5 separate regions of the Mus musculus genome follow, and regions 2, 3, 4 and 5 are each linked to region 1. A link is a loop called in an ENCODE intact Hi-C map of the cell type or tissue named here. Cell type or tissue: left cerebral cortex. All regions are shown on one strand. Links, peaks and the distances in the headings refer to the core of each region. The heading gives the core; the rest is flanking DNA. Region 1 overlaps Bank1 (B cell scaffold protein with ankyrin repeats 1). Region 2 has its middle 54 kb from the start of Bank1. Region 3 has its middle 140 kb from the start of Gm31243. Region 4 holds the start of 1700030L20Rik (RIKEN cDNA 1700030L20 gene). Region 5 has its middle 44 kb from the start of Bank1.

Region 1 (5,994 bases), core at 559-5,558:
TCTGTCTGACTCTCTTCCCCATTACATCTCATCTTAGCATGTGCCCACCTTGGATCTTGTTCATTCTCTACTGTCCACTAAATGACTGCCAACTTGACACGCCTTGAAGAAGGAACCTCAAAGGTAGAATTGACACTATGCAGGCCAATGGGCACAACTATGGAGCATATCCTTGATTGATAATTGATATGGGACAGCCGAACCCACTATGGGCACTCCCATTCTTGGAAGGTGAGAACAATGCTCCATGAGAAATGTAGCTTCAGAAGCTAGACAGCCAGCAGAACTTCTCCATGCTCTCTGTCTTATTCCCTGCCTCCACACGCCTGCCTTGACTTCTTGCCTGACTTTCCCAAGTTAAGAACTGTGACCTGATCTGTGTGCAAGATCAAATAAATCCTTTCCTGCCCAAGCTGCTTTTATTAATTAGATATTTCTTTATTTACATTTCGAATGTTATTCCCTTTCCTAGTTTCCCCTCTGAAAACACCCGCTCCCCTCTCCCTCCCCCTGCTCACCAACCTACCCACTCCCACTTCCTGGCCCTGGTAGTCCTTTATACTGGGGCATAGAACCTTCACAGGACCAAGGGCCTCTCCTCCCATTGATGATCAACGAGGTCATCCTCTGCTACATATGCAGCTAGAGCCATGAATCCCACCATGTGTTTTCTTTGATTGGTGGTTTAGTCCCAGGGAGCTCTGGGGGTACTGGTTAGTTCATATTGTTGTTCCTCCTATAGGGCTGCAGACCCCTTCAGCTCCTTGGGTACTTTCTTTAGCTCCTTCATTGGGGACCATGTGCTTTGTCCAATGGATGGCTGTGAGCAAGCGGCTTTTGATTAGTGTTTTATCAAAGCAACAGAGAGAAAACCAGATCAATGACTGTTTGCGCATAACTATTCTTCATAAGACTGTGCTAGAATCCCACAGAGATACACAACAATCTTGACAAATGACAAAATGTTACCTGTTCTTACTACACTGGGCTTCGTTGGGTACCTAGTCATTTTGTTTTTCCTTGTATATGGCTGTATAAATAGCCTGTTTAACCTAGAGTGAAAAATAAGGACAGAGAAGTTGTAACTTCCTTATGTGTCTTCCTTACAAGTTGTGTGGGTGCTGTGTACTCGGAGGCCACTTAATGAATTCCATTTGTATTTAGAATACTATTATTTGCTGGGTTTAGGTAAACATGTCTTTCTAGTTTAGTTCATGAAAGAATCATTTAATGAGAAGTAGAGGCCTTAGATCTGGCTAGAATTGTTGTGACCACTATGCTTTTCACCCATATCAAAGGGGCACCAAGTCCCCTATGAGGAGTACTTGTCTTGGAACTGATGAGGGAGCACCATGGCCTCTTTGAAGATGCATCCTGATCTCTGAGGCAATACTCTCATCCCTATGGGGAACACTCAACTCCTATGAGGGACTATGCTTGGATCCATGTAGTGAGTTTCTACACCCATTTGAGAGTGGGATAGCATGAGCTAGGGACCCCATTCATATCTATGTGAGGGAGCATCCAAGCTCTGTGAAGGAACACTCTGGCCAATGTGAGGGAGCACTCTCATTCCCGTGAGAAGTACTAAGGCCAATGCATAGGAATGCCCCAGTTCATGTAAAAGAAGGCACCTGACAACATGACATAACAAATGTGCTTATGTGAGGAGGCCTCCAGCCTATGTGAGGGAAGGCCATGGTCCCTTTGAGAGAGCACCCTCATCTATGTGCAGGAACACCTGGCCTTGGGGGAAGCACCTGGCTCATGGCTAAGACCCCATGCTCTTCTCATGTCAATTTGTCAGCAGTGGAATTCTCACTCTCAATGATGTGTTCATTCAGGGAAAGTAGTGATCTTTCTGATAAACTGATAAATGACCTGAGTGTCACAAGGATGAGGTAGAATCCTGACCCTCAGATCTCTGGTAACCTAAGCCAGAATTGGTTTGTTACCTTTACAATGAGGTAAGCAGTTTCATCATGTGACTTTTCTAATAGACTTTACTCTTGATAGGTAAGACTTCTGCTCCTTCAGCCTCGATCAAAGAAATTGTACAATTGTATAGAAACAAGCATTACTTCCAACCTCTGGATGTGGAACCTCATTGATGAGTTCACTCCTGGGACTGCCTTTTCTGTTCATGCCTACAGATAATGAGGGGGAATACTGCACACATGTCCGATGAGATATTAATCTTTGAAGGTGTATAGTTCCACCTAAATATTGTTAACTTGCTTTGGCATAGTGGGCATTTTCTTGCTATGGTTGAACATTTTCAAATTTTAGTAGTGTTCTACATATCGACTGTTCTTGCCTGTATCATCAGAAATCTACTCTCTAGGAAGCATCTTAAGAGGCTTCAGTGCTGAGAGGAAACATCTCAAGCTGGACACAGGGTTTCACTGCTATACTGTGCCTTTGACTTTGGTTCCGTAATTATGACTTCCTGGCAGAAAGTTGATTTCACAAGACAATCTGTGAGTTTTATACATCAAAGTGAAATTATCAACATACCAGAAGCTTTCACACTGTCCTCTCAAGGGCTTTTGGTTATGTATGCTCTCAGCTATTTGAGATGGTAGTGTTTCCCAAAATACCTGCATTGCCATGCAGTCTGCCACCAGAGTGCTGGAGTGCAGCCATGGCTGGCAGCGAGGCAGTTCCTGCTATGGGAAGGACTCTGCTGAGCCGAGCCTGTGTACAGGACTGATGTCAGTATCCATTATCCACACAGCTGCTACGGATCCTTCTATCATCCTCCATCCCCCCCTCCACCATTTCTTATTGGAATCCAGCTTGTGGCAAACTGATTACAGTAGAGTGACCACTGCAAGGATGAAGACAAGAAAAGCTTTAAGGACATGTGAAAGTGTTATCTTTGAGTAGGAAAGCAGTCCTGTAATATTCTAGAAAAATAGCACCAGATGGGCCCGGTTGGCATACAACTACCCGAAACAGCAAGAATTATTTTAAGAGAGAGAGAGAGAGAGAGAGAGAGAGAGAGAGAGAGAGAAGAAAGAAAGCAAATCACTGGGGCAGCCTGCTGCAAAGCAACAAGAAAAGGCAGTAGCTGTTTCCTCAACATGACTTAGTGTCTTATTCCAGTTCACACAGCCTAACAGAATGCCACAGGCTGGATAATTTATAAACAATGGATGATTACTGGGCACACAGTCCTGGGTGCTGCAAAGTTCCATGGGCACCAGCAATCTAACAAATGGGCAGCAGCCCATCTATGCTAGGCAGACACGGGGAGTCAGAATGAACTCACGCTTTTTGTAAAATACACACCTGCAGTGGTGGCACTGATCTGTGAGAACAGACTCAGCACCACCCAGACACTTCTTAAAGGGCCCACCTCCCAGTTCTGAAATAGTGATGAATAAACTTCAATTCCTCTTTTGGAGGGGATATTCGAACTTAGTAAAGCAAGGACAGATTTCTATATCATGCTTGCTTTTAAAGTTTGGCAGTTCAATCAACTAGCTTACCTTGAGAAACTTCTTAGCAACTTTTAGTATCCCTTAAAATCTGTAAGGTAGATTTTGCTTCTAGGATTAACTTGAATTTAGTACCTGCCAGATAATAAGTAAATAAATGGTCAAGTAGAAACAAATATTGACCTCTAACAAAAATTGTGAAGATAGTGAAGATAGGCACCGCTGAAAAAAGGAGTTGTAGCTTCAAGTCTTGTGCTTCAAGAGGAAGACTGAATAACCAAGAAAAACACAAGATGCACATATAGCCCAAATGGCAAGTTTTCAAAGTTTCCACATAATCTTGAACTCCTCAGAAAGTTCACATAGTTTTCTATTTTGTTTCCAGGTCCAGTTCAGACAGTGTTTTCTTGATGATGGATCAGCTACTCTGAAGGAGGTGAGTCATGGGAGACTCCCACACCAGAACTCTGCGGAGAAAGGACTACACATTGCCGACAGTGGCTTCATCCCAGAGTGGACCATGAGTAATCGCAAGAACGTGGTTTACCTTAAGAAATAACATCTGTCTCAAGAACTGGTTACTGGAAAAGTACTAATCTCAAAGTAGTAATTCTTCTACTCTCTGCAATTTCCAGACACTGAAGACCAACTGAAGCAGGGAGAATAAACCAGTGAGACAGGGACATTATGTTACCCAACTTAAAAAGGCTTGTCTGACACAACTTTGGAGGGTTGATTACTAAGAGGACAATTAAGCCAAAAAAAAAAAAAAAAAAAAAAAAAAAAGCACATCCATTCTCCTATTGGTTAATCTGTTTTCTAATATAGTGAAGATTATAGGTTAATTTGTTTTCTGGTATAGTGAAGATTATAGCTGATGAGGAAAAACAGACTTGCCAGCAGTATTGTCGTACTAAGAGAAAAATGTGACAAGGGGCCTTTGGAAGACAACAACAGACAACGTGCAAAAAGCGATCAGTTGGTTTCCTGGGAACTAAGCGAGCATTTTTCTTTTTTTCTTTTAAAAAATGTATTGAAGATTTCATATGTGACTACAATTTACATCATTAAATCCCATCTTCTCTCCTTCTAACTCTTCCCATGTCCCCCTCTCAAGTTCTTGACCTTTATTTTTTTAATTTAATTTAATTAATTGAATACTTATTAAATATTATAGTTACATCTCTCCCTCGCTTTCTCCAACTCTCTATACAATTTCCTTCTGAATCCACTTAGTGTTGCTCTCATCTATATGTCTGTGTAGGGTGTACCACTTGAGATGGATTGAATCACCTCTCTGGGGACTTTTCTCTGGAGAAGACAGACTGACTTCCTCCTCTCTAAGCTGCCACTGTTTTCCTACAGCCCTTTATCTAGGGTGGGGTCTTGTAAGATCTCCCCACCCAGATTGAAATGTTGACGAGTGCTATCTTACTTATCTTCTATTGAGCTTCCTCTGTGAACTGATGGCAGAGCAAGGCATGGAGGTAGAGCAAGTGATGGGTACTGATAGGACTTTACATCCTTTCACAGAGAGGATCAAGAAGAACCCTTGGAATTACCTAGGCTATTCTCCAGGACTGCAGAGCATCTTCAAGTGCTGCATTCAAGGTCTGTTAACAACTTGATGTGCTTTTAGTTTGGGGGGAATAACCAAGCTTGCCTAAACCCGAAGATCTCTAGGACTTCCAAGGGAGCAGGGGATCATTTACTTCAGTCTCTGCTGGAGCTCCAGCTGTAATTACAAAGAATAAAAACAAACCAGAAAAGAAGATACTTTTACAATTGCCTGGAGAGCTGAAAGGTTCTGTGGGCGGAGAGGATGACCCGAATCAAAACTATGTGCCCGGTTTCCATGGAAATACAGGACAGAATGCTGAGGAAAAGTGAAAGTCATTTGATCCCATCTTCTGCCTACAGAGTCCTCCAGGGTAAGCCTTACTCTGGGTTTAGTGACAAGGAATGTATTCAAGTGATAATACTGTTACATGTATTATATGGAAACATCACTTTTAAATATTCTTAAAATAAGATATGTAAATTATATCTTAAAATATCTTATTTTAAATAAATAGGTAGTGGTTTTAAAAATACTGAAGGAGTCTTTTCATAAAAGCTCAATTTTAAAATGTAGATTATTTGGAAATATTTTGACAGTTATTAAGCAATCACCATACAAACATCATACTAAACATTTTATACCAATTATCTCCATTTCACTATCACACCAGCTATGAATGAAAAAAAACTTGTGTTTATTAGAAGTTCTCCCCTAAGAAATGCATATAGATGATTGACAGAACTGGGATACTCACAAAGACTTGATTCTCAAACTATGCGGAAATGATCTCCCCATTAATTTTTGAGAGTCTTACAATGCCACTTAAAAGGAGAGGGGGGTCAATCGTATAACTCAAAACTACATCAAAGATCTGCTACAACTTTGAACAAGGCGGGAAACAGCATGCAGGGCATTTTCTTCTGAAAGGGTGGCTTAGTTTCAAATTCATATCATACAACAGAGCAGCATTCTCTTTTCACGAACCCCTTG
Region 2 (5,994 bases), core at 711-5,710, 210 kb after region 1:
CAATTATATAATTATATGCATCTAATAATTGATAGAATGTCATGATCAGATTGATGTCTTCCTTTGATTTTAGTTGTTCATAAAATAAGCATATGTGTTAAAATGGCCAACTCCTGATTTCCTGAAATTCTGTAAGTCAATTACGTATTGTACCAGAGACATAAGTGATATGGACAAAAGGTAAATAAGCTGAGGGGAATCGGAGACGAAGACAAATTGGGGGAAGATAGATTATATTAAATCGTGTTAGGTTGGGCCTTCTGCTGACTCATTCCTAGGGTGGGGCTGGAACAGAGTGAGGCCATCATTCAGAGTGCAGAGGAGGAGGAGTGCCATCCAGAGAGAGCAGCTGGGGAGGAAGCCCTCAGGCAAAACCACACCTGGCGCTTCAGAGGGGGCAGTGCACCAGCCACTTGGCTAGAGCATGCTTATTGCATAAGGAGTAGAGGCAGGAAGGAAGGCAGCAGCTCACTGGGAAGTCAGTTAGGTGGGACAGAGTCCAGATGGAGGGCTCTGAAGTTTACTTTTGAAGGAGTAAAAAAAAGCCACCAAAGGAATTGAGGAGGGGAGAAATAGGAGGTGACCCACTTTTTCTTTCCAAGAGTCATTCTGGCTAAGGAGTTTAGCTCGGACTAGACTGAAGCTATCGTTCTACTATTTTAATATTTTATGAATAGTATTGAAAAGTAAAAATACATTAAGAGGATCTCCTTTTTCCTTTGCCTCATTTCAGTCTAGTCTTCATGGGATCTTTTAAAAAGTCACACTTCCTGTTTATGGTTTATGTAAATAGACCTAGGTCTTATTTTGATTCTGTTTATTTGTCTATAATATACATGTGTGTGTCTTATATCTATGTATAATACATGTATTGTACATGTAACTGTAATGGAGTCAGTGGTGTTAAGGTCTTCTATTCATTGGATATGATGATAAATACCCATGTCTTTTCCTTCATTAGCTATGTTACTGGAATAATAGAACCATGCAATACACTTATAGTATAGGAACGGCAAACTAGTACAGCACTCTGTGGCTGCCTACATTTTATGTGTATTATTATTTGTCAGTTGTTCTATATGAAAACATAAAATCTAATATATACTCCTGCAGAACTCGGATTTTTATTTTTCTTCCCACACTTCTCAATAGTCTTGCAATTGAATTTATGGGTTTTAGCACCATTTAGACGCTGAATCCTCCCCTTAAAATCTCCTAAACGTTAATTTACATTTCTAGTGGAAAAAAAAAACTAAACCAACCACCATCAACAACCCCCCCTCCCAAAAATGTGTTTACCATTAAGTTTCATGGAAACCACAAGTATGCATTTATAGTTCACTGATGCCCCTGACCCTAAGCTCAGCCAGTCTAAGCCTTGGTTGGGTAAATTTCCTGCCTCTCCCTCCTCTGGTCTCACTAGTCACTAATGGTTCCTTCTGGCCACTGAGAAGTGCTTCTCCCACCATTTGACCTGTCTTTGATGAGTCTATGGAAGGAGAATCATATGGTCTTTTTATCAGTTCAGGCCTCAATTCTAGATTTACTTTTACTTTAGAGAGTAGAGTAAATCTTTTATTTATTCTTCATTTGCCGAACAGAAGTTGCTATCTACTTCATGGATTATTTAAAAGCAATTTACATTACATTTTGTTTCAAAAACCTCAAAAATATCACTATAATATAGATTGCCATCTTTTTAAATGAAAGTAAATTAAAAATTGTTGTCTTTAAATTACATAAATGGAAGAGTTTATCTTTTGGCTTGACAAAATGAGTTTATTTCAGTTTCATTTCTTTTTCTTTTCTCTTTTGTTTGTGATGTTAATTTAATCTAGGGCTTCATTCGTACTTTGCAATCTACCACTGAGCAATAGCCTAGGCCTTGCTAGAAATCTTGAGAAGTTCCAACTGCTTGCCTTTGCACTTATTAAAATGAATGTTCTTAATAATCGGACAAAGAATAGACATAAAGAAAAATATTTGCTTCTCTTGGTTACCACTACAGTAAATAGCCTTTAAATGCTTTTTCAAAAAATATTAGTGGTCAACTACTTAACAAAATATGACAGAAGAATCACACAGTCTCTGTTACCCTATGTAAGTATTCTTGAATACACTGGTATTTCCTAGTGTTTAAGATGTGCTCTGGAATTGACTTGAGCCTTAGAACTCATAACGATCAGTTTCTATATGATAGAAAAGCAAATGAAACACAAAGTATCATCTGTGGGAGAAATACATGGAAGGGCTAAGAATTTAGAGTCCAGTCACAAAATCTAGGTTAAAAATCACCTTATTCGACTAGGAGAACCTAGATAAGTTAATTTACCTCTGAGTAGGTAGTGTCATGATCCGAGGACAGACTATTATGAATACTAAATGTAATAACAGTGCTAAAAAACTTTAGAATAGGGCCCCATACTCAATAACTAATTGATTGATTTGCACACACATTCACATACACACACATACATATACAAACATACACAAACTTACACACACATATACTAAGGCCTCATGCTTAATAACCAATTGCAACATTGTTTAATAATCGCTGAGGAATCTAAAGACTATTAACACAATGAAAACTCAAATTCCTACAGTGAAAAGCAATTTTTTGGTGCGTGTGTTTACACACACACACATACATACACACACACAAATCACACTCAAATTTAATCATCTCATTTGAACATATTGCTTTAATATCCTTTAATTATACCTTTATAATGCACTTAAACATGTCAAGTCATCTTGGCATATCTTAAATTCATGTGTAAATTTTTCTATATAAAAAAGCATTATGGGCCTCCAGAAAGAAGGGTGTTGTTTTGTTCCCTACATGAGTACATATGCTTCTACTCTTTTGCAAGTTGAAACAGACACTTAGATCCTCAATAAATACAACAGTAACTCAGGGCACTGCTGTAATTTAAATGGTGTCACAGTTGATCACAGAGCCTTCTACCTAGCCACAAGTAAATAGGCTCTTCCTTCCATTATTCCTCTAACCATGCACTCATCAAGAGATACACTGGGAGGAACAGCGATCAACTTGCAAGAGTGGAGAGAAAAGGACTCCAGTGTTTAATAAGTCAAACTATCATCTAGGGTTCTTTCCAACTCACGACATACTGGGAACCTGTGATTCTAATTTCAGAACTATGTAGGTGGGGAAGATTGCTCCCTGGGCCCCCACACCAGATGCTAGCCAGTGCTAGAGACTTGAAGCAGACCTAGCTTATGATGCAAGAATGTTGAAGTGTGATTTGATAAGCATTACTTCTTAGATGGCTAACCCTGGCCTGAATTCTAATAATCTTCAAAGCAGAGTGATGAAGGGGCGTCTGGCTGTATACCGTCATGGCTAGGAGTTACAGATGTGAGTCAGGCTGTGTGAGAACAAGCGTTAGTTTCTGTCTTCTTGAATTCTCATCTCTGTGAGAGTTCCAGCTCCGAGAAAGGAGATAAGGCTTGAGATAAGTCTTTGTGGCTCTGTCCCAGTTTCTATACATACACTTCTTAGAGCTTCTCTCTTTCTACACATTTTCTCTTTCTAGGCCATCTTCTCTTAGCAGTTGGAACAGGAAATATCAGCTTAGAAGAGACACAAGCTGATTTGAAGGAATTTAGTGTCCTGTTAAAAGTGTCTATATCAAAGCAAAAAGAAGGAGCCATGTCGTACATGCTTGCGTTTTGGCAAATTAAATTAGTTCAGGTTAAAGACCCGTCATTTAATGGAATGTTCTACGTGAGCTCTGGTCTTATTGTTGTTATCTATCATCTTGGCTGCAGGAGCTTCAACTCTGGGACTCCACATGAGTTATAGCTAATCCAGCAGGATTCAGGTGCTCTCTTTCTTGATTTCCAGTAAACACTGACAGGAAACACAGCAGTTCCTGGCATAGACCATTCTATCCTGACACCACGTGTCTCAGGATAACAAACTCCAGAAATAGAGGAAATGAAGATCAAACTTCCGAATTAGTTGGATGAATTGTAGCAGGAGAGTTGTGTTCGTGAGCCTGTTCGGATGGCAGCTCCACTGTGAGCTCTCTACCTCACACAGGCTTCCAAGAACAGGTGCAGAGAAGATTAGGAGTTCCCTTAAAACCACTTGCATCTGGGGACTGCAAGGGGAAGGATTAAACTGCACGGCCAGCTGGGCTAATATCCGTTTATGGTCTCTCTTGAGATTTCTCTTTACTCCCGTTTACTCTTTCTACAGTGCTGTGCTTAATATTTCAATAAATGGTTAATCTTATTCTCAATTAGAGTGAGTCCTATTTGAAGTACACTGTAGTACATCAGCCAACAGTAATGCTTCATCCAAACGCCCTCCCCCAACCGACTGATCTTGCAATTGGATTATGTGTGTGTTCTCTACGCTGTACTGCACTATCCATTCTGACCTCAGAGAAGCTATAGCTAAATTGACAACTTAGTATACTATTCTTCAGCTTTTCAAATTCATACATCCAAGTAGGAGAATACCACCAGAGAAGATCACTTCCATAGTGATCATGTCTATAGCAAAAGTCCTGAACACTTCAGGTGAATCAAAGGAAGAGATGATGAGGGCAGGTGAGTGAGTATATCCCACTTCTTAAACATAAAGGCAAAGTCAAGCTTATAATTGTAATCATAATTGCATTGACACTATCAGCAAAATAAGGTTTAAAAAACTGTATAAAATGTGCACACTCATGGGACTGAGAATGGCATGTCTATCCAGGCATGTTCTGGGAACTAATCAGATAGTCTGCATTTCTCTACTCCTGCCTGCCCTTTCATTTCTAATTTCTGGCAATCACTATTTTTTTTAAAAATGGCTGTTTGTGTTTTGCTTCCATATCTGCAACAGAGCACGGCATGCTTGTGTGTGTGAACACATGTGTATATGTGTATATATGTGTGCATTTGCTTGTTTTCCCTCACACAATGTCCTTCTGTTCCATTGATTTTTCTGCAGCTAGCGAATAACAGGATTTGCTTCTCCTTCGTGTCTGAATAACATGCCGTAGTGCACACGGGCACGTCTTCATCCATTAGTTTATTGCTACTAGGGTAATTCCAACTCTCATCCGCCACGACTGCTACCATAATATATGCCGTATGAGTATCCTCCTTTTTGTTTTGTTTTGTCTCATCTGCTTGTCTCTGCATGCTGGTTTCATTTTCTTTGTAAATATACCCATAACCAGGATACCTGGACCATGTGGTAGATCTCTCTTGGGTTTGGTTTTGCCTTTTTTTTTTTTAAATAATCTATGTGGTTGTGCTGATTTGTATTTCCCCCAAGAGTCTATAAAAGTTCTTGTCCTCCATGCCTTCACCAGGACGCATTGATGTGTTGGTCATTACAAGCAGGATGAGGTTGTACTTCATTGGAGATTGATTTGCCACAGGTCAATCTGGAAAATGACACTGATAAACATAGAGCCTCAGATTTGTTTCTGTCTATAAAATGAGAAATTGGATCATGAAATATTTTTTCCTATTTCTATGATTTTTAAGGTACACATTCTGTTAAAATCAGAAGCAATACATGAATGGTTATTCTGAACATTTCTATATCAACTGTAGATAAAATATATTTTTTTCTTTCAGAGCTTCCTTTTCTCACATTTCCACCTACAGTGCATATTACACATGACAATTCATATCCCAGTGTTGCCATTCTCTCACGGTGAGACGGCCTCAAATCTGATTATCAAAAACACAGTGTGGAAGCCCCAGCTTCTGCACTCATTGTCCAAACCCTGGTCCTAGGAAGAGCTTCTTTATCTCCTTCTGCTCTCGCATTTGCTCTCCCAGCATTTGGCCCTCTCATTAGTATCATCTTCATTCTGCTCTCCCTTCCACCTTTGCCCGGATACCTCTAACTCGTGGTCCATTACTCCTTTCACGTCAGAAAGCACAACCTTCCAGTTTCCCTTGTGTCTCTCTCTAGAGCACACTGTAAAAACTTGTCATGTTTCCACTTCCCAT
Region 3 (5,994 bases), core at 375-5,374, 130 kb before region 1:
TTAGATCTCCCAGGGTGTTTGTATTTAAAGAGGGCATTTGACTCATTTTGATCTTTGTCCTTTCTTGTGGTTTTATTGTTTGTTTATTTATTTAAATTTCCTTAGAACCTCACAGTTACATTACAGTGTCTGCGATATAAATAACTTTCCCAGTACTTTTTCTTTCTCAACCCTGTGTCTCATTTTTTCTTTTCCTACCTCCCTTCCCTGCATCGTAGACTCATTGCTCTTCCTCCTTTCTCTGGCCCCTTCGCCTCTGTCACATCAGTAACCCTAAGGCCCCTCCCTCTGTCACTGGTGCCTCTCCTGGGTTACCCTCAGGAAGAATAGGGTTTTGCTCATCACCTACAAGTACCTGCCCTTGTCCTCTCTCCTTTCTTAAAGGGCAGGTCCGGCTCCTTCTATCTAAATTGCAGATTCACAAAGAAACTCAAAAGAAGCACTGCATGATTTTTACTGAGGATTTCAGGGACTGATCTGGTTTTGTTGATCTGTTAAAGGAGGTGAATATCTGAGCAGATTGGGAATTAGCATTTTTTTGTTTGTTTTGTTGTTGTTGTTGTTGTTGAAACTCTCATTTAAGCTTAGGGAGTTAAAAGCTGATTTTAAAAGTTGAAATGAGTCTCATCTTCTGGTTCCTTTGGTGCTGATTTCAGCGTGTGACCTCTGCAGACTCCTAGCAAGTGTCACATTTCTCTCTGCTTTCCTGCCCCTGTGTTGTGGAGCTGTGGGGGCTGCTGTGGGGGCCTTGGGATTCCTGCTTTGTCATCCTCTATGCTCTCGAAGGTTCTCTCCATAGAACAGGCACTTGCTTATTATCTCTGCTTACATGATGCTCTCTAAAGAAATCTCACCCTCAACATCTGTCCAAACTGTAGCTCTGTAGCTCTGTTCTTTCACTGTTCACAAAGAAAAGAAGTCATGCAGGTGATACTAGAGGGTGGTTTTGAGCAAAGAATATAGCACAAGGACGGGGAGTGAATTAGGAAACCCTGGAGTCTGTTGATGTCTGGCAAAATGTGGCTAAGGAAGATTTGCTTTGCATAGGCTCCAGAGTGAGTTCACAATTGTGGGCAAGTCTTAATGCAGACTTAAGCTAATAGCTATGATAACATGATTTCGATTTGAGCAGCACTACTTTCTGAAGCCAAGGCTATAAAGATGAAATTGATTTCAAAATGCACACTTAAACCTTTCCTTTCAACACTAGAACACACAAAATGTGGAAGGTTAGAATTAACTAAGAGAATTAATTTCCTTAGAAAATGGTTACATCTGTTAGAAACCTGTTCATTTTTTATCCCGGTAACTTTGTGTCAGTGTCAGTAGGACAAGTGTGACTTTGGGCTAAAGAAAGCCATAGATAAGGTTACAGAAGGAAGGCCAAGAAAAGTGATCCTCTATTTGAAATGGTTTGCAGGGAAGGAACAACAGTTCAAACAGGAAATTAAAAATTGGAAATCAGGTATGCTATGTTGTAAAAGAGAAAAATGGTAGTTATTACTCTGCTGTTCATAGTCAATATCAAGTTTACAGTGTCTAGCTATTATTTGTTTTCTACAAGGAAGATGGGCTAGGATGACACTGAAGTTAGGTTGATAGCAGTTTAGGGCTTCCTGGAGGTGACAGAGTGAGAAATGCAGGGGACTTACTGGATAGGACATTTGTGGACAGCAGAGGTGGACACAGGCTGGTAGGAGCCTTACTGGATGGGACATCTGTGGACAGCAGAGGTAGACACAGGCTGGCAGGGGCGGGGTCTAGATTGCACTGCATGTCTGGCACCTAAGAAAAGAGGCGCAAGGAAGAACGGTGAGGCTGGAAGAGTTGAAGACTTCAGTGCCTCCTCTCCAGAGGTCTTAATGAGGTTCTGAGACCACTCAGCTACTCAGAACAAAGCTTACCCCTTGAAGAAATCCTACACTGGGAGAGGGTAGCCTGGCTACAGCTCTCACACAGTGCTCAGGTCTTGGTTGGGAGCAACAGGTAGGCAGAACTTCAGTGTAAGTGGCGCTGTGGATTCCAAAGTTCATTCATTACTTTTCCCAAAGCTGGCCACCCCCATGGAAAGGGCAATCTAAGTAGTTCCTCCCTATGTCTCTCTTATGTTATATGATGAGAGCTGTGCTAGTTAAGACTACTATAATAGTATTTCATAATCAGATGGGTTCAGAAACAACAAAGCCTTACTCCTCGTTGTTTTGTGAGGCTAAAATGTCTAAGATCAATGTACATTCAGAGTCTAATGGGGTTCTGGTTTTCTTGCTGGGCTGTCTTGCTGTGTTCCATTTGTATTGATAGGCAAAGGGTCTCTCTGGTGTCATTGGTGATAGCCGTGACCGTCTAGATAAACAGCCACTCCAGACTTCTACGTGTTAATGCCATTTTCTTTGGATCAACACATGAAGTTTAGAACTGGGAGACCAACATTCTGAGCAACTACTATTTGAATTCTGGCAGCTTCATTCTTTGTCAGGCAGGTTCACAGGTGTTTGCTTTTGTTTCTGTATTGAAGCCTAAGGATTTTAGCAAATATTTCTTTAAGCTTCATCCATTTATAACTCTGTAACTAGCATATATACCCAAACCACTCTGCTCATTTACGCAGTCTTTTTCATAAGTGATTTGAAGAAATTTGTCTGAGAATTGTGAGTAGTTACTGTCCCGCGGCTCGGGTTGTGCAAAACATGTGCTATTTATAATTGATTTTCCCTAATGTGTTTATTAAATCTTTGTCTCAAAGTATGTCAAGCATATGCTGCTAACAATGTAGTGAATCATTTTGTATTTCTACAATAAGGGGCAGTTAAAAAGTACCCAGTATCCAGCCTATTTCAAAGGACCTTGGGTGGGCAAGAGATTGACTATCAGTCCTGAGTGGGAAGAATGGTCGTCCTCCCAAAGATTATGATAGAATGCACCAGTTCCAATCACATCCCATCTGGAAGAAGTGTCTGAAGGCTCACAGGCTCTGCTTTCCATCTAAGCACACCCCGGACCACATGTCTGAGGGGGTGCTCAGCCAGCAGACACCCACAAGTTTCATCTGGTGCTAAAAAAAAAAAAATGGCAGATCAGAAAGCTTGGAGTGCAAGGCTGAAATAAGTTGCCCTGAACTGACTCTTGGGCTCTGTTCCTTGCTGCAGTTAGGACGCATGGGGACGGGATGTTTTCGCGTTAAAGTTGAAAAACTCTGAGAAGGCATTGGGAAAGTAGCTCAAGTATCACCATGGCATCTTTCTAAGAATTAAAAATTGTGCACTAGGAACAGTTTTAAGGAAAAAAAATGATGAAAGAAACTGACTTTGAAATAACTACTTTGAATAAACTCTACCTAAATAAGCTGAGCACCGAGTCTCTTGTTCACTTGAGCCAGCCCTTCCATCCTTCATCTCAGAATCAAATCTGGGTACACTTAATTTGTCTAGACTCTTTTCTTAGAATTTCCTTAAAAAGAGTTGATTGTTCTCTTCTGTAGAGAGATAAGGCTGCTTCCAGAAGATGAAAATGCATGGGTTAAAATAAATGATCATGAACATCGAAGTCATTTAAATTTCTTTAAATTTTGTACTGGAGTTGAGTGAGGTAACACAGGCACAAAAAATTAAACACCGAATGTTCTCCCTCAAAGTGGCTCCCAGCTTGAATCCATAAGTGAGCATGTGTAACTAGGAATTCTGTAGGAGAAGGAACTGGAAAGGAGCCCCTGAAGAGAGCTTGTCTTAACAGAGGGGATAGTGAATGTAGTGATTACATAAGCAGAAAGGGGGGTTCAGAGCAGGTGGGAAGGTTTAAAAACTGAAAGTGTGTAGGAAAAGGGGGATGAGGGAAGGAGGAAGGGTTAACCAAAATGACAGGAGAATGAAAAACATCCTTATATAATCTTATAACCAAACAAAGCCAAAACGAAATGAGCAAGCAGATTTGGAAGTGACATATCCTTCAGGATTGGAAAATAATTCTTGAAGCTATGGATTACTAAGCAAAAGCTCCAATGATAGGTGTTGGATAAATTCTTAAGGGTTATTATTGACTGATGTTGGTTGTAGGTGCCGTAGTACAGAGAGAAGCTCACCAAGATGCTAAGCCATCACTTTGCGAAGGAGCAGAGGGGTATAGCCTTTCAGGTTAGACTAATACCCAGCTAGCTCACTCCAGCTACTTGATTCAAACATCATACAAGGTTAATTGGGGCTGGGGAAGGTTCCAGCTACCAAAGTTGTCTTGCCCTTGCTGCCCATGAGAGCAGACACCACACACAAATTTCAGTTCTTTTTGACCATGGCTAGCCATAACGAAAAGTAAGAACTCCAGGTTTGCCAGGAGTGGGTTAGGTCTGAGATTAATACAGCTTCAAGCTCTCCTGTAGCTCCAAGTGCAGACCTTCCGGAGAGACAACATTTCTTCAAAGTTTGCACAGCCTCATAACAATTTCTTAGCCTCTACTGAATGATCCAAACTTAGCAAAGACTTTGGTGAAACATTTAACCCAAAGCCAGACATAAGGCTTTGCTCTACATATCACTACAGGTTATTGGTCAGATTATAAGACCCTACTGCTGAAGAAACCATATGTCTTGGTTGCATGATATAGAGAAAAAGCTGGAATGAACTAGAAGCCTCTTCCCTGCTAGCCTTCTTTTTATTTTAAAATAATATATCACTATTAGTTTTTTAATGAGAATAAATAGATAAAGTCTTTTTGTTTGTTTGTTTTGTTTTTAGTAGAGCTTAAAATATTGGCTCTTAATGTGGTACAAACACAAAATAAGAACAGTTTTTGGACATGGGAGTTTATTGTAATAAGGCTGTACTTGAATGTTCCTCACATCAAAGGATTTTACCTCCATAGTAGATAAGAGTTGACAGTTCTGCTGCACCAAGGAATGAATTGTAGGCATGATTTTTGGATACAGATTTCCTGCTATGGTCAAACCTATTTGACTTGAGTGATTGTCATCATTCTCAGCCCTCAGGGAGCAGGTTGCATTCATTGAAGAAATGGTATGTGTATTAAGATGGTATATCCATGAAGTCATTCATCAACTGTTTAAATGAACAATGGTTCTGCTTGGAGGGTGGCACAGACATTAGGTGAGGGTAAGATTCTGGTTCATTGGCTATGATGATTTTGAAAAGCACTCATCTCAGAATACGAGTAACTTATAAAGTCCTCTTCTTCAAAATTGATACAATAATTATAAATATCAAGCAAGGCCTTCAGTCTCATGCTTTGCTGTTGTCTTACAAGGCACCTCCCAAATTAATTGTCTACATTGCTCTTGGCTGTATAAATAATTTTGAAATACGTAAGCTGTTCTGAAAACCATAGTATAGTGTACAAACGTCAAATAATCAATCCTACTAATAGAGAGGCTGAGATAGGAGAAGCATGATTTCAAGACCATCCTGTTGCACACAGAAAGACCCTTTCATGTACAAACAAGCAGAAAGTGCATATGGATTGTACAATATAGGACTTATTTCTCCCATTACCAAATTAGAGGGACCATGGGATGACAGCTGGCAAATTTCTAATTCTTCATATTTTTGACTTTCAATCGATTAGGATATGTTGGTAATATTAATTTTCATATTACAAGATATTAAGGAAAAGTGATTGTTACTTCCTGTTAATTTTCTTGTTAGAGGTGGAATTATGTTTGAGTGGGTTTGTTTAAAGATTACTTTCTTGATTTTTCTAGGGTGTAGTTTCCTTCCTTGTGTTGGTGTTTTCCATCTATTATCCTTTGAAGGGCTGGATTTGTGAAAAGATATTCTGTAAATTTGGTTTTGTCATAGAATATCTTGTTTTCTCTGACTATGGTGATTGAGAGTTTTGCTGGGTATAGTAGTTTGGGCTGGCATTTGTGTTTTCTTAGGGTCTGTATGACATCTGTCCAGGATCTTCTGGCTTTCATAGTCTCTGGTGAGAAGTCTGGTGTAATTCTAATAGGCCTGCCTTCATATGTTACTTGACCTTTTCCCCTTACT
Region 4 (5,994 bases), core at 441-5,440, 280 kb after region 1:
TCCCTTATCCCAGTCACATGCTGGACATGTCAGCTCAGGCTCTAAGATCAACAATTTACAAACAAGACCTCATGAAACTGAAGAGCTTCTATAAGGCAAAGCACACTGTCAATAGGACAAAATGTCAATCCAAAGATTGGGGAAGGATCTTCACCAACCCTACATCTGACAGAGGGTAGTATCCAAAATTTATAAAGAATTCAAGAAGTTAGACACCAACAACCCAATAATCCTACTTTCAAAAATGGGGCACAGAGCTAAACAGCGAATTCTCAACAGAGGAATCTCAAATGGCCAAGAAGGTTTAAAGAAATGTTCAGGGAAATGCAAGTCAAAACAATTATGAGATTCACTATTACACCCATCAGAATGACTAAGATAAAAAACTCAAGAAATAGCACATGCTGGCAAAGATGTGGAGCAAGCAGAACACTCTTTCATTGCTGGTGGAAGTACAAACTTGTACAAACTTGGCAGTTTCTCTGAAAGGTTGGAATAGTTCTACCTCAAGACCCAGCTATACCACTCCTGGGCATACAATCCAAAATATGCTTCACAATTCCACAAAGACACTCTTGTTCAACTATGTTCATAGCAGCTTTATTCATAATAGCCAGAAACTGGAAACAACCTAGATGTCTGTCAACTGAAGAATGGATAAAGAAAATGTGATGCATCTATACACTGGAATACTATTCAGCTATTAAAAACAAAGACATAATGAGTTTGAAGGCAAATGGATGGAACTTGAGAATATCATCCTGAATGAGGTAACCCAGACCCAAAAGGACATGTACTCATTTATAAGTTGATATTAGCCATAAATTATAATATACCCATGATATAATCCATGGACCCAAAGAAGCTAAACAAGAAGGAAGGCACAAGTGAGGATGCTTGAATCTCACTAAGAAGAGGAAACAAAATAATCATAAGAGGCAGACTTAAGGAGAGAGGGGATGACTTTGGGAGAGGGGATGGGCCTGGGAATGGAGAGAGCTCAGATCAGATTTGGGGAAGGACAGGAGAAATGGCCAGATAGCTACGAGAATCAATGGAAATCTGCAACTGACTGGAGTCGGGACGTAGGGGACTTACTCTTTTCTAATGAGGGAAAGGGAGTAAATTTAGATGGGAAGGGAGGTTTGGCAGAACTGGTAGGAGTACATGGAGAGAAAACTGTAATCAAGATATAGTATATGAAAAAGGAATCTATTTTCAGTAAAATTAAAAACTAAGATAAAATATGTAAATTTTCTTCCAAAAACATTAATTTTTTAAAAATTGTGTCCTCCAGAGTCTCTCTGACCTGCTCCACCAGCTGAGAAGCAAGTTCGTGAGCACATGGGGTGGGGCTCACTCCACACAGAAAGGGCCACAGCCTTGATGCTCTCCAGTACTGTCATCATGGGATCTGGCTCTGTTAGGAAACCAGTGACACAGTCACAGAGTAAGAACATATATTACCTTTGTTGGCCATTGACTCCTTAATTTTTACCTAAATAGCATTAAATATATTCTTTCCAAGTTCTGGCAAGATTAGAATGCTGATTCATTCTCTCTCTCTCTCTCTCTCTCTCCCCCTCCCCCTCCCCCTCCCCCTCCCCCTCCCCCTCCCCCTCCCTCTCCCTCTCCCTCTCCCTCTCCCTCTCCCTCTCCCTCTCCCTCTCCCTCTCCTCCCTCTCCCTCTCCTCCCTCTCCCTCTCCCTCCCCCTCTCCCCCTCCCCCTCCCTCCTCCCCCTCCCCTTCCCCCTCTCCCTCCCTCCCTCCCTCCCTCCCCCCCTCGACCTCTTGTGCACAGCAGCTGTCCTCAGAGGCAAAAGGACAAGAGAGTTGAACTTGAGCTCAGTCTTTTCCTACCAAATACACGCGAATCACTTGTCAAAGCACAAGTCAGTTAGCTGGTTTTGTGCTCGTTCTGCTATTACTTATTATCCCCAAAACATTTATCAAACACTTCTCTCCACTGTCTACTCTCTAGAATCTGAAGCAAGCCTGTCTTGCCAGGCACACACTCATTCCATCCTTTAAATGACTATTGCTGATGAATATATAATCTCTGTCTTTGGCTCCCCCAGATTTTAGATAAGAGAAAGGACATAGTTCAAGTGGTCCTGTTTCTCTTTCCTTCTATGCTACAGATCTTGCCCTACATCACAACCCTTCTTCCAAATGTCTTAGGAATCTTAAATCTCAACAGAACATGCTGCTATTCACAGAGAAGGAAGTTGTGCTCCAAATTCTGACTCCTATGAATGCACCATGGGGAACGACTCTAGTCACATCCTGTCGCACTGGAAACCCACACAGAGCAAGGTTAGCATCAGATTCTAATGATGTCACAAGAGCCTTAATTATTCCACAATAGTTGTTCTGACCCCAGCGGTACAGATGGCAGTGATACAGCATAGAAACCTTTATCCCCAGAGTCTCCCAGAGACAGATGGTAGGGGTGGGGGTATCTTTGTATGTGAAGAGATCTGCCACTCTGCTTCCTGGGTAGGCTGAAATCGTACATTATACTCAGGAAGGACACATGAATTCACCTAGTCTAATCTAAATATTTGGGTACAGTTTATTTTTATTTTGTTATTCAACTGCCTTTATCCTATAGACAGTTTTGAAATGTAAGCAAGCAAACAAACAAACCCGAAGTATGTACAATTGCCTCTCAATATCTGTGAACTGAAACACCATCTTTGAATACAATGTATTAGGGGAACTTTTTCAACCATACTGAACATGCACAGATTCATTTAGTTAGCCCCTAAATAATATATTATAACCACCATTTACATATCATTTACCAGTATCAAGTGTTATAAATAATGGTGAAAAAATTTAATGTACATAGAGAAAAAAGAGCAAAGTTATGAGCAAGTTCCACATCTCCTCTCCAAAGCATGAGTCAGTTTCATGGACATTGGTCTCCATGGGTCCTTCTGGAATGGAAATTGGGTAAAAGGGTCATTACATATAAATAAAATGTTTCTTTAAATAGTAATATATACCTTTATACTCATTATATCCAAACAGCTACTATTAACTATGCATCAAGCTACCTAACTGCTCTGTCTTAATCCATTCATCTTCAAATGAGCCTTAGATTGGCCTTATTTGATAGTACTTTTGTAAAGATTAAATACGTTGGTATGCCTGTTTTTATACAGTACTCAAAATATGTAAGTTATTATTATACATAATTATAATACATAATTATATAATAAGGTAATTATTATAAATGATTATATAATAAGGTATCTTACTATGTATAATATGAGCTATAGCCAATTAGTCTCTTCACTATGGAAATGAGATTCTTGAAATCCAGAAGAAAAACTGCCTTGACAACTTGGCAGTGATTCTGGCAAAGGCAGGACAGTCCCCAGTATGACAGTTCCTCCTTCCAACAGGCCACAGTGGCAAACACTGAGATGCAGGTTGCTACTAGGTATGAGGTCCTATACTAAGAACTTTCCATCGTCAGCTATCATGGTCCTGTAAAGCAACCTTAAAAGGCAACTGATGTTCCAGTTCTAATCTTATCCGGGAGAAAACTAGGACACACACAACTTCCAAGATACAGAACTCACCCACTATTTCACATCTAGCAAGCTGCAAAACTATGTTTTAAGTCAGCTATTTCTTGCTCCAAACATTGGTCAATGCCCTACCATAAGGAAATTTCTTCATACTAATCAGAGCATACTAGTGAATCTCTGAACTAATTAAATTAGGCATGGAAAGGTCATAGAAAGCAAATATTTTCCTACAGATTTGATTCATCAAGAAGGGACTTAAGGGGCTGAAGAGATGGCTCAGCCGATAAAGGCTAGGCTCACAACCAAAAATATAAGAAGGGACTTGAGAATCTCGAAGAATTGAGTACCCTCACTTTCAGAGATGTGGCCCAAATCCTTCAAGTGTATCTGTGTCTACCATCTGTCTTACAGCTTTTCTGGTCCACAGCAGTGTGACACACTCTTGTCTGGGCTCATGTCTCACTCAGCATACCTATTTTCTTTCTGAAATCCCCAGCTGCCTTTCTGTATGCTTGTGGAAAATTTTTCAGTACCACGAGTGCAATCGTAAGACCTCCAGTTCTTTCTGACTTGTTGGTGAGAGAGTAAGGTGTTTGTCAGACCTGAGTGTTGTGGCTTTGGCTGAGCTCCTGACTTACACGTTCATCAGTGTAGAAAAGAATCGACATGGCGAAAAAATGTTGAGTAAATTTGTTTATGAACCCAGACAAATCATGTTCCCTCTTTTGAATAGGAAAGACTCCTAAGCAGTCTTTTGTGTTGAAATGTGATATAATTCCACCCTCCCCGTTCTTCCCTGCCTTTGGACATTGCTCACTGGTATTTCACAGTGAGTCAGGCCTGCCACAATCACAGCCTTGTCTTGCTTCACTGTCACCACCTGCTTTCCCATCAGCCCAACTGATGAAAACTTTGTGCCAAGCTGAAATGTGTGTTTTACTTATTTTTGTGTTCAGACAGAAGCCTTTGAATGAACGTTGGAAAGCTACAGCCACACATCTCACTCATACAACACAAAATGGAAGTCTCAGTAGTCAAAGGGAAAGCTGGCCACTTCAAGATAGATCTACAAGTGTTTATTTCACAGACTGGTTACGGAGACGTACAGGCCATTTTATCTTTATATACAACAGATGCCTCCCATCTTTAGTTGTATATCTTTTTTTGCCAAAAGTCAGCTGCTGACGGGAGATATAAATGTTCTGTAGAGAATTTTGAACAACATGGTGGTTAATCTTAGGTCAACTTGTCTAGATGAGAGGATGCCCAAATAAGAAGGAAACACTATTTCTAAATATGTCTGTAACATTTCCAGAAGACATTAGACTGAATAAAGATCTACCTTACCATGTGAATAGGCATCAATGAATCTATCAAAGGTCCTACAAAATGACAAATGTTAAAGAAGAGGCAGTCTCTCCCCGTTCTGGGACATGAACCTACCTCTTTCATTCTTGTTTATCAGAGATCTCAGTTCTTAAGGTTCAGATTTCAACCAGGGTTTAGACTGTGTCCTACTTAATTCCTGGAACTATAGTTTGTGTTGGAATGAGACCATCAGCCTTCCCTGTGACTCTGACTAGCATAGAGGGGAGAGAACTTCTGAATACTCCCAATTAAATGCACCAACCTTGTACAATACATCTTTTCTATACATTACATATGGATCCTAAAAGTTCTATTGCTCTGAAGAACTCAGACAAATATGGGAGATTTATAATAACACCAAGGTTGAAAACAGAATGACAAAAGATTTGTTAAAATGAAGCAGCCTACACACCAATCAGTGTAGTGATGCATACCATCAACTTCAGAATGGACCAGTATAAAACAGGATCTCACGATCACACTGAGTTCCATGTCAGTGCTGACTTACCAGTAATAGAAAATTGCTTTCACACCAGGTAGTTATGGTAAGGCTCAAGTGGGGAGATTGTTATCTAAGCCCTTCAGATAATTGTGTGCTCTTAAGAAAACCATTTAGCCTCTCTAGGTACTCATTCCCTCATTTGCAAGGTGAGAAAATTGTAAAGGCAGTCTCCATTTTCTCCTATTACTAAATTATGTTTACTATCTATAAGCATCACAGGGATTAGCCATTTGGAGAAAAGAAGCTGAGACTGGTTACAACCATGCAGCATTTCCCTGGGAAATTCAGCAGGAAGAAAGCCATGACTTGCAATATTTGCCAGTTCCCATGGTGCAAATATTTCCACCATCGCCATATTCAATTTGATGTTATTAAATACAAAGTTCTAAAGAGAGGTGCATATTTGGCTCTTGAGAACTGGTAGGAATGGGCTACAGCACACTTCTGACTCTATTTTCTAGATCTAAGGTTTGTTTTCAAACGACTTGGAAAGCATCCTTTATTGCTTTAAAACGATGCCTTAATATCAAACCAAACCAAAGCTTTACTAAGGAACATTTTCCTATTTGGATGAAAAGATAC
Region 5 (5,994 bases), core at 592-5,591, 200 kb after region 1:
GAAGAGCAGCAGAAGCAGATGGCACTGTAATCTACCGGAGCAGAGATCAGAAAATGCAAACACAATAGGCTTAGGCACCCTGCTCCACGGAGATTGGTGAGGGAGAAGCTGCAAAGAGGAAGGCTGGCAAAGCTGCGGATCCCTTTGTGAAATAGAATTCAGCAAAGTCTTTCTGGCATGTGCAATAGTGTCTGGGTTTGGTCGTTTTATATTGAATGGATCCCTGGGTGGGGCAGTCTCTGGGTGGTCTTTCCTTCAGGCTCTGCTCCAAACTTTGTAACTCCTTCCATGGGTATTTTGTTCCCCACTCTATTTGATCTTCCTTCTTCTTGAGTTTCATGCATTTTGCAAATTGTATCTTGGATATTCTAAGTTTCTGGGTTAATAACCGCTTATCAGTGAGTGCATACCATGTGTGTTATTTTGTGATTGGGTTACCTCACTCAGGATGATATCCTCCAGATGCATCCATTTGCCTAAGAATTTCATGAATTCATTGTTTTTAATTGCTGAGTAGTACTCCATTGTGTAAATGTACCACATTTTCTGTATCCATTCCTCTGTTGAGGGACATCTGGGTTCTTTCCAGCTTCTGGCTATTATAAATAAGGCTGCTATATAGAATACAGGGCCCCCAATGGAGGAGCTAGAGAAAGTACCCAAGGAGCTGAAGGAGTCTGCAACCCTATAGGTGGAACAACATTATGAACTAATCAGTATTCCCAGAGCTCATGACTCTAGCTGCATATGTAGCAGGAGATGGCCTAGTTGGCCATCAGTGGGAAGAGAGGCCCCTTGGTCTTGCAAACTTTATATGCCTCGCTACAGGGGAACGCCAGGGCCAAGAAGTGGGGGAGTGGTGGGTAGGGGAGCGGGCGGGGGGACTTTCTGGATAGCATTTGAAATGTAAATGAAGAAAATATCTAATAAAAAATTGAAAATAAAAAGAAATCAGTTAGCACATGCTAATTGATATGACCTTTTGAAATGTATCCTAAACTAACTTCTGAAAAGCACTAAGACATTGAATAAGCAGTTTCCCTTTGGAATCTGTCCTCACAAGAGAGAAATGTGTTTAAGGGTGTTTACACAAGATATTTTATTCATCTGTAAGAGAACATTAAAATAAAGGAATGTATGAAAATGTATTGTGCCTAAGCTCAAAGCATGGTCATGATGGAAAATCAAGTCAAAATATAATATGCTGATATAAATCCTGATTTATATGATAGTATGAACAGTGTGATCTAACCATGGAGAAACAGGAAATCTGGCTTCTGCTTGGAAATGATGAGAGAATTAGAAAGAGTCAGCTTGGACTTTGTACTTATATTTAGAACATTTTATTGAGATCTATGTGGCATGAGAGGTTGTGGATTTGTATTTAATACAGTTTGGAAATGAAGATCCAGCAAACCAGTTACAACGATTTTCTGTGCTGTATACCCAGGACACGCCACCAAAAGTTTTCTCTGTCATCTCTAAGATTATTAGGTTTGGTCTCTTGTTACTTAGTCCAGATACTGGGAGATTATCAATGCTTCTCTCCTTTTATTTTTATGGAGAAATTATACTATTCTCAAATTTTAAAAAATGAAAAAGAAGTTCTGGATAGGGGCTTTTAAATGGAGATGTGATGTGGAAAAGAGGAAGCTGTCGATACTTCACAAGAAAAAGTGGCAATAATAAATCTGTATAGATCAAATATTTACCACCCAGATACTCCGGCCCAGATATTTCATAACTCAGAATGTTTCCCCATATTTATAAAGATAATAAGATGTGTTTATCTCAGAAGCTTTATGTGAAGTTCAAAGGCATTACACCAAAGATTGTATTTCAGCAAGAAAAACAACACAGTATTGCCCAACACAAACAAAACATGACTTCTCTTTTTTTACTTTTCGTTCTCTTTTTTGCATTTTATTTTATTGTTTATTTTTTATACTCCACATTTCATTCCCTGCCCCTCCACATCCACCCTCCATCTGCTCCACATCCCACACCTCCACCCCACCCCACCCCGTCTCCACATGGATGCCCCATTCTGACCCCACCTGACCACTAAACTCCCTGGAACCTTCAGTCTCTTGAGGGTTAGGTGCAGCATCTCTGAATGAACACAGACCTGGAAGTCCTTTACTGTGTGTGTGTTAGGGGTCTCATATCAGCTAGTGTATGCTGTCTGTTTGGTGGTACAGTGTTTGAGAGATCTTGAGGGTCCAGATTAATTGAAATTGCTGGTCCTCCTACAGGATGGCCCTTCTCTTCAGCTTCTTTCAGCCTTCCCTAATTCAACAACAGTGGTCACCTGCTTCTGTCCATTGGTTGGGTGTAAATATTTGCATCTGATGTCACTGAAGCTGGTGGGGAGATGGAAGAAGTGGGGTAAATGGGACAGAGACACCAGACACGGGAGTTATGCACAGTCCTGGAGACATTGCAGCACCATATGAGGCACAGGAGTTATCCACAGTCACCGGGACATCAGCAGCTCGAAGGTGAGAGGAAGGGTACTGGGTGAGAGAAACCGGGAACCAGCAAAGTTTCTTCATCTGCTTCAAGGGATTGCTGTGTCGAAGTGGCATTGCTCTGGTTTGCCATAGTTCAGAGTGACGACGAGGCCAGGAATGATTTCTGTTCCACCCGTGGCTATATTTCAATATTGTGTGGCAGTTTCTCATCTTAATTAGCCTCTGATTGGAGGACAGCTTGGCTGAAACTCACCCAGGAGGCTCGTGGGCAACCCACTTACACCCCTGCATCCCAGCGGATGCCACTCACAGATGGCCAATTTCCCCCACGGAGTGATTATTTTCATCATCGGTGAATAAAGTCCAGGGATTTTATTATGAAACCTTTGTCCTGAAGTAACTTGCTCAGAAGCACACAGTAAGTACAAAATCTCTCAGTAAAGCTTCAGCTCTTTTTTTTCTCCTACCAAACAGCTCATTTATCCTTAAAAGAGAGTAGGCACAACGGAAATACGCTGTAATAAAATCAACTAGGTTCTAAGAGCACTTTGTATTTTATTCCTTTAAAAATGTTTTCCTCTGTCTAGGTCTCCTTTGAATCAACAATATAAAAGCAAATCAATGCTCCTCAGCTGACATTCAGTACATCCCACGCTGGTAACGTGGGGGATGGATGAGTGCAGGGGCGTACTCACAGTGCGGAAAGTGAGCATAAAGTGTGAGCTGTCCGCATAAGACTGAAGAGACATCACTGTCACTTCCTGGTGAAGTTCCAAACCTGTCCTTCGGATCAGTATCGCTTTACATATGACTTGGTGTTTAATGAAGCCTCGGGAAAAGATCAGAGACAGACCATTCAGTCTAAAAGGAGGAGCCATCAGGCAGACGCTATAAGTATTCCTATTCATTCTTCTACAGTCGAAGTGTTTTCAGATTCCTAGAACATTGTGAGTTTTTCCTGCTTTTCTTTATTATTATTATTATATATTTTCTTTATTTATATTTCAAATGCTATCCCGAAAGTTCCCTATACACTCCCCCGCCCTGCTCCCCTTTTCAAAACATCCAAAAGAACACTTTATAAAATTACAACTGCAAAATACGATTTACACTGAGTGACGGTAACATCAGTTACGTAATTTAGGCTAATCTTGAGGAACGCTAGGCTACACTTGTTTGTTTTTTAAGGACTATTAGGAGACTAGACAGAATCTATCATAGTTTAGACATGTCTTGAGACAATTCCACTGCTCAAACTCCTGCTTATTTAATTCTGTAGGGGTTCTTTCATACCTCCCACTTTTCCTGATCTGTCTCAAAATGTTGTGATGGCAGAAGTAGGGAAACAATGATAATTTTATGGAGAATTTATTTTATTTTATTTTGTTTTATTTTATTGAAAATAGATTTTATTTTGGTATATTCTGGTTATAGTCTCCCCGCTACTCCCCCAAGTTGCTCCCCATTCACATTGACATCCTTTCTGTGTCAGAAAACAAATCAGCATTTAAGGAATCATAATAAAATAAGATTAAAAAAATAGGAATCCGACCAAACATCCAACCACAAAGAGACTGCAGGAAAAGCACAAGGCATGCATATAGATGCAGTGACACTCCCACTCACACACACAGGACTCCTACCAAAAACACAAAAGTGGAAGCCTTAATATATACACAAAGGACATCTATGGAAGTAAAACAAACAACAACATGGAGAAATCTGCCTGGTGGTCAACTGAAAGCCTCATCCCTTCTGCATATTGTTCATAATGACAGAAGGAGTCATGGATGCTGCCAGAAAGGAGATCCCCAGTCACACATGGCTATGGATTGCAAGCTGCAGCAATAACCTGCCTGGCCATATGTGTCCGTAAGTGCAATAGTGGCACGCATGTTAGAAAAGTAGTCAACGACTTTTGAAAATATTGGATTAAGGTCTTAATTATGGAATGGAACACATACTTGACTGTGTCTAGAAAGGTCAATGCCATTAAGGGGGAGTCTACTACTACTATTCTGTTACATGGATATAACAATATAAAGGTTCCTAATCATACATTATACCCATAAAGCATCAACCATCATTCAGCTTTGATAAGAAAAGCATTTTCTTGCAGTAAACAGCAATGAACACCAAGACTTAGGAGTGCTCAGCTATAAATGGGTGCCTACAACATACCCCGCTTCCACCTCAAGGCTCATGGATCTATGTTGAAATGTGTATGAGAGTCAGAGGTGATGGATGGCTCCATGGAAACAGTGTCTTCTAGATACAACATGGTGGATACACATATGAAGTCACAGGAACAGTGACAATATGAACGAAACCAATCTACCCAAACTCAAGCTATATAAAATGGCAGCCTGGAGGAGGAAACAGGGGGATAAAGTCAGACCCCTAGGTGAGGAACTTTGATATTTTATTGCTGCTGGAAGAGCACAAGTCAGTTTTGTTCAATAGAGTATCACCTGGCTTACACCACACTCCAAGACACGCTCCATGCCCACAAGTAGGACAACGCAAACTAGACTTGAGGGACCAGACTGTGGGATGTGTGTGTGTGTGTGTGTGTGTGTGTGTGTGCTGAGAGAAAGAGAGTACATGAAGTTGGATAGGTAGAGATGTGAAGGAGCATCCAGGATAACTGGAGGGATTAGGATGAATATGATCAAACTATATTGTATTAAAATTTCAAAGAATAATAAAGTCATCATTTTATAAAGCGATATGTGTGGTTGTAAGTTTCTGATTCTTATACTTGGGAGGTGGACAGAGAAAACTATCTGGGGCTCATTAGCTAGCAAGTTTCAGATCACTGATTGAACCTGTGTCACAGGCACTTGTGCACATACACACCTCCCCCAGTCCCCACCCCCACATATACACACACGTAAAGACGTGAATAATAACTGAGGAATATTATCAGAGGTTGTTCTTCTGGCTTTCACATGCACACATTTGCAAGAGTAAATGTGTGCCTCAACACGTGTGTACCTGCACATACATGAACTATACACATTTTTACACATATGTGTGTGTGCATACACATGCACACAAACATATTCATATCCCTCTCACTCCATAAATCTTATTCCATTAATGGCTAGAAAAATGTGGATGAAAAATCTCTACTTTATGTCTCTGGATTTCTCAAAACATCTTTGATCCCTATCTCGTCAGCAGACTTTAATTTTTACAGGGAGTGGGCTTCTCTTTGCATGTGACAGAGGAGAATGGGTACAGAGTTCTCTGGATTAGACTGCCTCTCAAAGCTGCAATAGGGTGGAGTTTGTCATCGAAATCAAAATTTATGGAGAACCGGGGTTATAGCTCACTGTACAGCATATGCTTGCTATGCGTGATACTTGGATTTTAATACACAGAATTATAAGTAAATAGATTAATAAAATTTTGCATATGATTAACTGTCCTAAGAACTATAATCAGAATTAAAATGGATGGACTATGAAAGGGGATGTCACTTAGATCATTTAATATATACTCTAGAATGAATCTA

The links. Peaks named below come from ENCODE experiments on the same cell type or tissue, not always from the same donor. Only the 100,000 strongest peaks of a DNase experiment are listed, where the experiment ranks them.
Region 2: it touches region 1 in a loop (2.1-fold over the local background); 2 of 42 quality-filtered maps call a loop at or near these places.
Region 3: a loop joins it to region 1, with 2.0 times the contacts of the local background. A loop is called at or near these places in 2 of 42 quality-filtered maps.
Region 4: a loop joins it to region 1, with 2.0 times the contacts of the local background. A loop is called at or near these places in 2 of 42 quality-filtered maps.
Region 5: it touches region 1 in a loop (1.9-fold over the local background); 2 of 42 quality-filtered maps call a loop at or near these places.

The regions. Positions count from the first base shown.
Region 1 is chr3:136,162,967-136,168,960 of GRCm38, forward strand. All of the region lies in intron 7 of Bank1 (B cell scaffold protein with ankyrin repeats 1), which reads right to left. Among named protein-coding and RNA genes, the nearest start is that of Bank1, 160 kb to the right of the region's middle. In left cerebral cortex, for the core only: a CTCF peak has its summit at 2,652; DNase peaks (open chromatin) are centred at 2,721, 3,906 and 5,212; H3K27ac peaks cover 1,326 bases.
Region 2 is chr3:136,376,733-136,382,726 of GRCm38, forward strand. No RefSeq gene overlaps it. Among named protein-coding and RNA genes, the nearest start is that of Bank1, 54 kb to the left of the region's middle. In left cerebral cortex, for the core only: no CTCF peak of the experiment used is centred there; DNase peaks (open chromatin) are centred at 3,248 and 3,839; H3K27ac peaks cover 2,422 bases.
Region 3 is chr3:136,036,618-136,042,611 of GRCm38, forward strand. No RefSeq gene overlaps it. Among named protein-coding and RNA genes, the nearest start is that of Gm31243, 140 kb to the left of the region's middle. In left cerebral cortex, for the core only: no CTCF peak of the experiment used is centred there; DNase peaks (open chromatin) are centred at 3,041, 3,637 and 4,123; H3K27ac peaks cover 1,950 bases.
Region 4 is chr3:136,447,171-136,453,164 of GRCm38, forward strand. It overlaps 1700030L20Rik (RIKEN cDNA 1700030L20 gene), which reads right to left and starts at 2,179. Exons shown (of 5, transcript NR_040592.1): 1 at 1,789-2,179; 2 at 1,310-1,420. In left cerebral cortex, for the core only: no CTCF peak of the experiment used is centred there; DNase peaks (open chromatin) are centred at 3,522, 3,977 and 4,398; H3K27ac peaks cover 2,640 bases.
Region 5 is chr3:136,366,939-136,372,932 of GRCm38, forward strand. No RefSeq gene overlaps it. Among named protein-coding and RNA genes, the nearest start is that of Bank1, 44 kb to the left of the region's middle. In left cerebral cortex, for the core only: no CTCF peak of the experiment used is centred there; DNase peaks (open chromatin) are centred at 2,790, 3,147 and 4,068; H3K4me3 peaks cover 686 bases; H3K27ac peaks cover 1,233 bases.